Regions from separate parts of the Homo sapiens genome. Here region 2 is linked to region 1. Evidence: chromatin contacts called from ENCODE Hi-C or POLR2A ChIA-PET data. All regions are on one chromosome and are shown on one strand. The core of a region is the stretch at or near the end of the contact, and the rest is flanking DNA. Distances in the headings are between cores, read along the strand shown. Region 1 holds the start of FOXRED2 (FAD dependent oxidoreductase domain containing 2). Region 2 holds the start of MCM5 (minichromosome maintenance complex component 5).

Region 1 (5,706 bases), core at 533-3,032:
GTATGTGGCCTGCTTTACAGGTGAGGAGGCACAGGCCCTGCAGGCCCATGGCTTGAGAGCTCCTAAAAGCAGCAGAGCCAGAGTCTAAACACAGATAGGCTTGATTCCAAAGTCCTGCTCCTTCCATTGGTGAGGATCGCCATCCAGGGGAGGGCAGCTGGGGACTTGGATCCTGCCGGCTTGCAGAAGAATGCTTTGATCACAGAGTGGTTTCAAAAATAGAATTGAAGGCCGGGTGCGGTGGCTCATACCTGTAATCCCAGCATTTGGGGAGGCTGAGGTGGGTGGATCTCCTGAGGTCAGGAGTTCGAGACCAGCCTGGCCAACGTCGTGAAATCTCATCTCCACCAAAAATATAAAAAAATTAGCCGGGTGTGGTGGTGCTTGCCTGTAATCCCAGCTACTGGGGAGGCTGAGGCAGGAGAATCGCTTGAACTAGAGAGGCGGAGGTTGCAGTGAGCTGACCTCGTGCCATTGCACTCCAGCCTGGGCGACAGAGTGAGACTCCGTCTTAAAAAAAAAAAAAAGCGAAATACCCTTTTTCGTCCATTCCTCCCATACCTACTGGCCAATCAAGGTGTGTGGTTCGTGTGGGGAAGGTCCCAGCTTCCGCAGGTGAGCTCTGGCACCGGCCTTACCTGCACTGATGCACCTGGCCCTTCTGGTCAGTTAGGATGAAGTAGTGGCCATTCCAGGCCTGTCGGTCCTTGTCCAGAGTGACGTGGGCGATGGTGGTGTTGTACTGGACACGGAGCCCCAGCGTGTCCGCGAAGTCACCCAGGTAGCGCACCATGTCGCGGGCGTCGGGGAAGTAGGCACGCGAGTAGTGTCTGAAGAGCAGCCGGGGGTCGTGGCTGAGCAGAGAGTTCCAGTCGTGGCGGAGGTTGAACTCGGCGTTAGCCTTGCCCGTGTACCGCTTGTTGATGCTGATGAGCTTGCGGTGCCGCGGGTAGCGTGTGAAGAAGCTGCCGGGCCGCGGGGCCCGCTCGAACACTGCGTAGTCGCGTCCAGCGCGCTGCAGGAAGTAGGCCATCTGCAGGCCCGCGGGCCCAGCGCCCAGCACGCAGTAGTCCCGGCGCGGGGGCACCGACAGCGCTGGGTGCAGGGCGATGGCCAGGAGCAGCCCCGGGGGACCCCACAACGGGGCCGCAGCGGAGAGGCCCATCCTGCAGCAGATCAGAGGGGTAAGGCCTCGCACCCGGCCCGGCGGCTGGGAGACACGAGGCCCAGAAAGAGGCGGGGCCTGCGGGAACTCTCACTGCAATCTGGGTCACGGCCAGGCCCAGAAGCCGTCCTCAGAGCTCATTTGCCCGGACTCCACCGTTTCAAGCTGGGACTTGGGGCTCCCCGGAATCCCGAGCCCCTCCATCTTATCTCCCTCAGGGTCTCCTTCCTCAGGGGCACCGGCTCCCCGCTTATGATTGTAGTAACCTCCACCCTGGGGAAGGAGAGCGTACTCCCCAATTTTCCCCTAATTTGAGGGTGCCCAACACCCCTTTGAACCACCCTCCAGGTTGGACCTTCCAGAGGCCTTGGCCCCTCTCCAGCGACCGGGTGGGAGCCTGAAGTGGGTGTGGCCTGCGTGCGCCCCGCCCCCTGCCAGGGTCCGCGCGCCCCAGGCTCTTCGGCCACGTGACAGGGATGCCGCGCACACCTGCCGCCCGCCCGCGTGCGCTTCAGGAGCCGCCAGGTCCCTACGCCCGCAGCTCCGGCCTCCCCGCCTCCGACCGAACCCTGAGAAACGCGCGAACCTCCCAGCCGCTCCGGCTGCAACCCGTGGTCTAATGAGGCCGCGCTTGGCTCGCTTGCTCCGCGGCGGCTCCGCCCCTCGCGCCCGGACCAATGGCAGGGGGCGGGGTCACGTGCGCGGCGCGCGGCACGCCGGGACCAGCTGGCAGGCTGCCTGCTCCGGCCCAGCGCGGGAGAGGCGCGCGCGTGCTGCGTTCGCTGCTCCGGGGGCTGGTAGAGGGGCCTGGGGCTAGCGCGCACCCGCGAGGGTGGAAGGTCTGGAGATCCGGGATGGGGAACTGGGTCCTTCGTTTTAAAAGGTGCCTCTCTACACGGAGGGAGGGGAGCACGTGATTTTTGGAGCTAATCCTAGCTCTCATATTCCATGAATGTAGCCAAACGCTAAAACTAGTTGGCCTACCCAGTTTTGTGGGACTGGAAACCAGCGTGGTGGAGCCAGGACCGATAAGCCAATTAACAAGCGTTTGCTACAGTGACTCAGTGTACTGCTTACCAAGTAACATACACGACTGTCCTAATCTTCCACCAAATAGGAGAGGTGGGCAAGGCATTGTTTCCGACATTTGGTAGCTGACTGGTCAAATGGAGACATAGGGATGAAGGGATATGTTTACAATCACAGGAAGTGGAGCCTGGAATTAAAACTCAGTGGAGGCAAGATAAATGGCAGGAGGAAGATAACGTGAACTGGATGATGAAGGTTGGCTTCCCAGGGGTGGCAAGTGGCCCCTGCATGAGATTTACATGGGGAGAAATACGAAGTCAGTGTAGGAACCTTCAAAGTCCAGTGAAATGGGGCTGAGTGTTCTTGGGGGAAGGGCAGGTGGAAAGAACTGCGAGCCTGCAGATTTGCATGGCTGGAGATTCTTTGAATTAAAAATCGTAGCTGGGGACTCCTTAGAAAAATTTTCCTGACCTCTCAGGCCTACAAGTACCTACCAAAGAATGTCATTTACTTTTTCTTTTTTTTTTTTTTTTGAGATGGAGTCTCACTCTGTCGCCCAGGCTGGAGTGCAGTGGCGTGATCTCGGCTCACTGCAAGCTCCACCTCCCAGGTTCACGCCATTTTTCTGCCCCAGCCTCCCTAGTAGCTGGGACTACAGGTGCCCGCCACCACACCCGGCTAATTTTTTGTATTTTTAGTAGAGACAGGGTTTCACTGTGTTAGCCAGGATGGTCTCGATCTCCTGACCTCGTGATCCGCCCGCCTCGGCCTCCCAAAGTGCTGGGATTACAGGCGTGAGCCACCGCGCCTGGCCGAATGTCATTTACTTTCTTCAGTCTGTGTCAACATCAGAGAAAAGCTCCCTCAGAGCAGAAATTGTCCAGTATCTGACATACGGAAGTTTAAGCATTTGTTGAATAAGCATTGCAACCAGAGAGGTCAGGCAGAATACTTTGCCAAAAATAAAGTAGGGATGTCTTATTTCTTCTTTTTGAGACAGAGTCTCACTGTCACCCAGGCTGGAGTGCAGTGACACAATCATGGCTCACTGCAGCCCTGACCTTCCAGGCTCAAGCGATCCTGCTTCAGCCTCCCAAAGTGCTAGGGATTACAAGTGTGTGCCATGGCCCCTGGCCAATTTTTCAAAAAAATTTTTGGGGGCATATGTGTATATATTTATGGGGCATATGAGATGTTTTGATAGTCATGCAATTTGGGGATGTCTGTTTCTTAGTGGTTGTGAAGATTATGAGAATGGGTGCTGGCAAACAAGTTCCTAAAATAATTGCTGGTCTTATGTGGTGAATACAGTAGTGGGAAATTAAACAGAATTCGTCAAGTATGGTAGGGCCCTACGAGTAGGCTGAACCTAGATTGTAAGCAACAGGATGCTACTGGGAGTTTCTGAATGTAGGATTACTGCAGCAGTCAACTTGGTAGCCCCATGCAGGACAGATAAAAGCAGTGGACAGCTACTCGGGAGGCTGAGGCAGGAGAATGGCGTGAACCCAGGAGGCGGAGCTTACAGTGCCTGAGATTGCGCCACTGCACTCCAGCCTGGGCAACAGAGCAAGACTCCGTCTCAAAAAAAAAAAAAAAAAAAAAAAAGGCAGTGGAAACTGATGCAAAGTATTTTCAGGGAATGAGCTTGAGTCACTTCCACTTGCTTCTGTTAATCCTGTTGGACAGGGCCATGGTTTGCAAGAGGCAATTTGGTGAATACTGGTCCAACCTGGAAACCCCCGGCACTAGTCACACCACTTTAATCTGTTTTTTAACACTCTGTATTCACATTGAAAACTCCCCAAGTACACTTTTTCTCTCCACTGCTTCTAACACAGTTCAAGAAACCTTTTGCTTGCTGAGGTTCGATTCATTAAAATTAATTTTGTGTTTTTTCAAGCTACTTTAAAAAAAAAACCTGTAACTTTAGAAATGCTGAGCTTTTTTTGAGAGTCTCTGTAATCCAAATTGGAGTGCAGTGGTGTGATCTCAGTTCACTGCAACCTCCGCCTCCTGGGTTCGAGTGAATCTCCAGCCTCAGCCTCCCAAGTAGCTGGAATTACAGGCGTGTGCCACCATGCCTGGCTGTTTTGTATTTTTAGTAGAGACGGGGTTTTGCTATGTTGCTCAGGCTGGTTTTGAACTCCTGACCTCAAGTGATCCACCCACCTCGGCCTCCCAAAGTGCTGGGATTACAGGCATGAGCCACTGCACCTGGCCTTTTTTTTTTTGATAAAGGGTCTCCTTCTGTCACTTAGGCTGGAGTGCAGTGGTGTGATCATAGCTCACTGCAGCCTTGAACTCCTGGGCTCAAGCAATCCTCCCACCTCAGCCTCCTGAGTAGCTGGGACCACAGGTGGAAGCATCATGACTGGCTAATAATTTATTTTTTTGCAGAGACAGGCCCTGGTCTCCCTGTGTTGCCCAGGCTGGTCTCAAACTTCTAGGCTAAAGTGATCCTTCTGCCTCAGCCTCTCAAAGTGTTGGGATTAGAGGTTTGAGCCACCATGCCTGTTTCCTCACCTCTACAATGGTACTACTCCTGCCAGCATCACAGTTCTGTATGAGGCTTAGATACTACAGAAAGCTCAGCATTAATACCTGGCAGGGTAATTACTCCATCAAGTGTCCAGAACAGAACAGTGTCCACTTACATAGTTTACATAGCCTCGGCTGGGTGCGGTGGCTCACGCCTGTAATCTCAGCACTTTGGGAGGCCAAGGCGGGTAGATCACCTGAGGTCAGGAGTTCGAGACCATCCTGACCCATATGGCGAAACCCCGTCTCTACTAAAAATACAAAAATTAGCCAGGCATGGTGGTGCATGCCTGTAATCCCAGCTACTGGGGGGCTGAGGCAGGAGGATCGCTTGAACCTGGGAGGTGGAGGTTGCAGTGAGCCGAGATCATGCTACTGCACTCCAGCCTGGGCAACAAAGTGAGATTCCGTCTCAAAAAAAAAAAAAAAAAAAAAAAAAGTTTACATATCCTCAACATGCAGAGCTCTTATGACACAATGCTTTGTAGGGACAGGCCTGAGTGTCACCAGCCCAAGCCAAGCTTAAAAACAATTCATAAACCATTACACAATCACCCAGTGGGACATCCATCAAGCTCTCTGTGGCAGCCTCCCTCAGGCGCAGCAGCCCCACCTCACCCACACCCTGCTTCACGCTGTACTAGTGCTCTGCACTCCAGCTCCTCACAGTGAACTCTCCAAAAGCAACAGGTGGCCCTTCACACAGCCAGCAGGCACTCATGCTTGTGGAAATGGACTTCTTATAACAAATGAGGACACCCAGATTCTGAATTCCACATAGAAATTGCTGAATCTCATCCCCACTCTGTCAGGAATCTTTGAAGAAACGACTGTAAATCGTTAATGCAGGCAGACGATGAGGGAAAGACTAAACAGATATATATTTTATTTCATCTGCTAAATGTCAGAGAGCAAGTTAGACACACATTCCACTAAGCATCAAAGGCCCTCGTAGTCTCGGTGGAAGGACA
Region 2 (5,310 bases), core at 1,477-3,976, 1.1 Mb before region 1:
GAGGTATTTTAAAGGGAGGTTGACCAGCCTGGGCAATATGGTAAAACCCCATCTCTACAAATGAATAAATAAATTCGCCGGGCATGGTGGTGAGGTTGAGGTGGGAGGATTGCACGAGCCTGGGAGGTCAAGGCTGCAGTGAGCTGTGATTGCACCACCGCACTCTAGCATTGGCAACAGAGACCCTGTCTCAAAAAAATAAATAAAAAAAATAAAGGAAGATTGAGGGAGGAAGGGGTGGGCAAGTGATTAGTAGAGTCAGGGAAGTGAAATATTACAAAAGGTTAAGTCAGTGTAAATGCAGTGAGGCTAGCTGTGTCTGCCAGTTGGCAATGATCAAAGTTAGAATTTTTGCCTCCCACAGAGCCTGGGAGACAGAGGTCACATCCTCGGTTGTTGCCTGGAATAAACGGTAAACATTTACCAGCAGCCTTGAGTTTTCTCAGGCAGGCACCTTAGCGGGGGCTGGCTAGAGTCATTTTAGAGATGTTAGCAGCTGTTAGAAACTGTTAGTGTTTGTTTAAGTCTTTTTTTCTTTTCTTTTTTTTTTTTTTTGAGATTAAGTTTCACTCTTGTCGCCCAGACTGGAGTGTAGTGGCACGATCTCGGCTCACTGCAACCTCCGCCTCCCAGGTTCAAGCGATTCTCCTGCCTCAGGCTTCCAAGTAGCTGGGATTACAAGCGCCTGCCACCACGCCCGGCTAAGTTTTGTATTTTTAGTAGACACAGGGTTTCACCATGTTGGCCAGGCTGGTCTTGAACTCCCGCCTCAGCCTCCCAAAATGCTGGGATTACAGGTGTGAGCCACGGCGCCTGGACTGTCTTTTTTTTCTTTTTAGAGATGAGTCTCGCTCTGTCGCTCAGGCTGAAGTGCAGTGGTGCAATCAAAACTCACTGCAGTCTCAAACTCCTGGGCTCAGGCCATCCTCCCACCTTGGCCTCTTGAGTAGCTAGGACAACAGGTGTGCTCCACCATGCCCAGCTAATTAAAAAAAAATTTCAAGCCGGGCGCAGTGGCTCATGCCTGTAATCCCAGCATCTTGGAAGGCTCAGGCGGGTGGATCACCTGAGGTCAGGAGTTCAAGGCTGGCCAACATGGTGAAACCCTGTCTCTACTAAAAATACAAAAAATTAGCCAGGCGTGGTGGCACACACCTGTAATTCCAGCTACTTGGGAAGCTGAGGCAGGAGAATTGCTTGAACCCAGGAGGTGGAAGTTGCAGTGAGCCGAGATCGTGACACTGCACTCCAGCCTGGGCAACAGAGTGAGACTCTGTCTCAAAACAAAAAAAATTATAAAAAAATTTCTAGAGAAGCGGGATCTTGCTATGTTGCCCAGGCTGGCCTCAACTCCTGGACTCAAGGGATCCTCTCATCTTGGTCTCCTGAAGTGCTAGGATTACAGGCATGAGCCACAGTGCCTATAGATCAAGGTTGAGGCTTAGAAGTGAAGGGAGCCCAGAGGAACCTGGCTAGAGTTTGGTCAAGGAGAGTCTTTGTCACCATACTACAGAAAATTAAGCAGCTGTTAAACAGAATGAGGCCGGTCTGGGCATGGTGGCTCACGCCTGTAATTCCAGCACTTTGGGAGGCCGAAGCGAGTGGATCACTTGAGGCCAGAAGTTCGAGACCAGTGTGGGCAACATGGTGAAACCCTGTCTCCACTAAAAATACAAAAATTAGCTGAGCATGGTGGCGCCTGCCTGTAGTCCCAGCTAGTTGGGAGGCTGAGGCAGGAGAATCGCTTGAACCGGGGAGGCAGAAGTTGCAGTGAGCCGAGATTGAGCCACTGCACTCCATCCTGGGGGACAGAGTGAGACTCCCTCTCAACAAATAAATAAACAAATAAAAGCAGTGTGTTAGGGTGCGAGAACCCGGGTCGGGGACGCGGGTGAGCCGCGCGGTAATCGCCCTGTCCTGCCACCAGCTGGAGGACAGGGGCTCCTCAGAGCCTCAGGCCCAGAGAACGGGCCCCACGACCGGGAAGCGAATACTCCACAGGGCACAGTCTCCCAATGCAAAATGGGCACCTGGACCCAATCATTTCTGAACTTCTAGTTTTTTCTCCCTATGGCTATGAAAAGGGTCATTTTTTTTCATAGGACTTTAAAAGAAGGCTTAAGAAAAGCACGCAGGCCTGGCCGGGTAGCTCACGCCAGTAATCCCAGTGCTTTGGGACGTCAAGGCAGGCGGGTCGCTTGAGAGTAGAGTTTCGAGACCTGGGCAAGATGGTGAGACTCCGTCTTTATGAAATATTTTAAGAAAATCACGTACACCTGTGGTCCCCGCTACAAGGGAGGCTGAGGCGGAAGGATTGCTTGAGCCCAAGAGGTTGAGGCTACAGTAAGCCGTGATCCAGCCACTGCACTCCATCCCCGGCAACACAACGAGACCATGCGTCAGGAAAAAAAAAAAAAAACCAAGAAAATAAAAAAGAAACCACCTAAAGGCGTCCTCCGCGCGCCCGCCCCTCCGCCATCTTTGCGTCCGCCCCGTCCTGCGCCGCCACTTCCTTCCCAGCCAGAAGTTTCGCGCCAAATTGTTCCGCACACAAAATGGAGCCCGGAAGGAGGCGAGGTCATGCACTTTGCAGCCAATCATCTTCGGCAGACAGTCCGGGCGGCGGGGCTGGAGGGCTCAGAACGGTCCAATCGCTGGCCGCGAGGCTCCGGCGAACCAATGGGAGCGCAGCGGCTGCGGCGTCCGAACACCGCCTCTTGTTTTTCCCGCGAAACTCGGCGGCTGAGCGTGGAGGTTCTTGTCTCCCCTGGTTTGTGAAGTGCGGAAAACCAGAGGTGAGGCTAGTGGGAGTGGGACTGGGACTGGGAGCCAGCAGGCATCTGGATTTCCGGGTGTAGTTGGAGTGGGACAGGAGTTTCTCGGGAACTGGGGTTGGAGTCCGGGAGCGCGGCCGGGGGTCCCCCTGCTCCGGACTCAGGGCAGGGACCCAGGCGTCGGAGGGGAGGAGGTGCCAGGCGCTGCCCCCAGCCTGTTCTGGCCGTTTGTTCCCACCCCAGGCGCAGTCATGTCGGGATTCGACGATCCTGGCATTTTCTACAGCGACAGCTTCGGGGGCGACGCCCAGGCCGACGAGGGGCAGGCCCGCAAATCGCAGCTGCAGAGGCGCTTCAAGGAGTTCCTGCGGCAGTACCGAGTGGGCACCGACCGCACGGGCTTCACCTTCAAATACAGGTGCGGCTCCTGCGGGGCCGGGGGCTCGAGTTCCAGTGTGGCCGCTCACACGCCTCTACCAGCCTGCTAGAGTCCTGGACAGTCAGGGCACAGATGGGCCCAGACGGGGGAAAGAGCCGGTCCTGGGTCACAGGGCTCATCCCGGCAGCCTCACGCCTTGGTATAAGGCTTTGTGTATTTTGTTTTACTTTATTTTATTTTATTTTATTATTAACGTATTTGTTTATTATTTTGAGACGGAGTCTCGCTCTGTCGCCAGGCTGGAGTGCAGTGGCACGATCTCGGCTCACTGCAACCTCCGCTTCCCGGGTTCAAGCGATTCTTGTGCCTCAGCCTCCCGAGTAGGTGGGACTACCCCCGCCATCACCACGCCCGGATAATTTTTTGTAATTTTAGTAGAGATGGGGTTTCGCCATGTTCGCCAGGCTGCTCTCGAACTCCTGACCTCAAGTGATCCACCCGCCTCAGTCTCCCAAAGTGCTGGGATTACAGGCGTGAGCCACCGTGCCCGGCCTGCTTTGTGTATTTTATCTGTACCTGGAGTTAACTTCTGGGTGAGTCACCTGTTGAGTGGGCCACCAGCAACCAGCTAGCGCCACTTGGACCGTTTAGTTCTTTATCCAGATCTTGTTCCTGTTCATCTGCTTCCTATCATCCTTCCATGTCATGTCTGAGACCTTACAAACTCAAGTTCCCTGTAGGTGTAAAAGGTGAAGATGGCAGTTAGGATTCACTTCACTTCGCTCATTCATTTATTTATACCAGTCTTGCACCTTCATTGATTGAGCACCTGCTGCCTGCCAGATACTGTTCTGGGTGCTGGGCTGCAGCACTGAAGCTGGACCTGGCTCCTGCTTCTAGGTGATTGTACGACCTGTGACATCATGAGAATTCTCATAGGCCCGGCCTCTATCCCTGAAATGTTAAAATGCAGAGAACATGAGGTTGCAGGTTCAGCACTGGCCCATTATTAGCTGAGTGACTTCCAGGTGTCAGTGTCTCTGGGCCTCACCAGGCCAGAAATGGGTAAAGCCATTCCTGCTTTCACTTACTCATGCAGCAGCTGATATTGCCCACCTGTGTGCCAGGCACTGCGCTACAAAGATGAAAAGACGTGCTTCTTGTCCTAGAGAAGCTCCTAAGTCAGAGGAGTGAGTCGTGAAGACCAACAGATAACTTCCACGGTGGTCATTTCCTCCACAGAGGAAGGTGAAAGGACTTAGGGAAGTTTTCCGGGGGGCTGAAGTTTGAGGGGACCTTTGAGCTAAGGTCAGAGTTGCAGGTGTAGAAAGCTTTCTGTCTAGGTAGGAGCAATTGCTTGTGTAGAGGTGTGGGGTGTCCTCACAGCAAGTGGCTTTCAGTAGCAGTCTGGCCATTTTACTGGCTCCTGGACATAAGGGAGACGGGGCTCAGGCCTGTGATACTGCGAGGCTGGGGAACAGCCTGTGCGTTGGTCAGTGGTCCCCAAATATGTTCTTGCCACAGCAGTCACATGGGATGCTCTGCTAAGCATCTGGGCTGGACGCAGTGGCTCATGCTTGTAATTCCGACGCTTTGGGAGGCTGATGCCAATGGATCATTTGACCCCAGGAGTTCAAGACCTGGCTGGGCAACATAGTGAAACCCAGGCTCTATTTAAAAAAAAACAGTCTGACTAGAGGTTGATAAGGCAGATGTGTTTTCTGCTGCCTTGGTGCCTCCAGTTTTTTTGTTGTTTTGTTTTTTGTTTTTTTTTTTTTGAGATGGAGTCTCGCTCTGTCACCCAGGTTTGAGTACAGTGGCGTGATCTTGGCTCACTGCAACTGCTGCCTGCCGGGTTCAAGTGATTCTCCTGCCTCAGTCCCCCAAGTAGCTAGGATTACAGGCATCCGCCACCACACCCGGCTAGGTTTTTTTTTTTGTATTTTTAGTAGAGATGGGGTTTCTCCATGTTGGTGAGGCTGGTACCTTTTTGGTTTTTTTTTTTGAGACAGAGTCTCAGTCTGTCGCCCAGGCTGGAGTGCCCTGGCGAGATCTCTGGTCACTGCAGCCTCCACCTCTGGGGTTCAGGCATTCTCATGCCTCAGTAGCTGGGACTACAGGCGTATGCTACCATGCCCGGCTAATCTTCGTATTTTT

The links. A loop is a pair of places that touch in the nucleus more often than their neighbours do. ChIA-PET counts read pairs that join two places held with the same protein, here RNA polymerase II (POLR2A). Pooled maps may share reads with other maps.
Region 2: a map of CD4-positive, alpha-beta T cell shows a loop between it and region 1 (8-fold over the local background). The contact joins the promoter of MCM5 here to the promoter of FOXRED2 in region 1. A Hi-C loop is called at or near these places in 2 of 168 maps with a recorded cell type or tissue (CD4-positive, alpha-beta T cell and CD8-positive, alpha-beta T cell) and 3 of 50 pooled maps. POLR2A ChIA-PET finds 5 or more read pairs at or near these places in 1 of 52 experiments (activated CD4-positive, alpha-beta T cell).

The regions. Positions count from the first base shown.
Region 1 is chr22:36,505,258-36,510,963 of GRCh38, forward strand. It overlaps FOXRED2 (FAD dependent oxidoreductase domain containing 2), which reads right to left and starts at 1,783. Exons shown (of 9, transcript NM_001102371.2): 1 at 1,752-1,783; 2 at 639-1,166. The coding sequence starts at 1,165. EIF3D (eukaryotic translation initiation factor 3 subunit D) reads right to left here. Exons shown (of 15, transcript NM_003753.4): 15 at 5,598-5,706. RefSeq lists a silencer at 1,530-2,029.
Region 2 is chr22:35,397,414-35,402,723 of GRCh38, forward strand. It overlaps MCM5 (minichromosome maintenance complex component 5), which reads left to right and starts at 2,727. Exons shown (of 17, transcript NM_006739.4): 1 at 2,727-2,795; 2 at 3,018-3,192. The coding sequence starts at 3,026. RefSeq lists enhancers at 2,272-2,321, 2,332-2,491.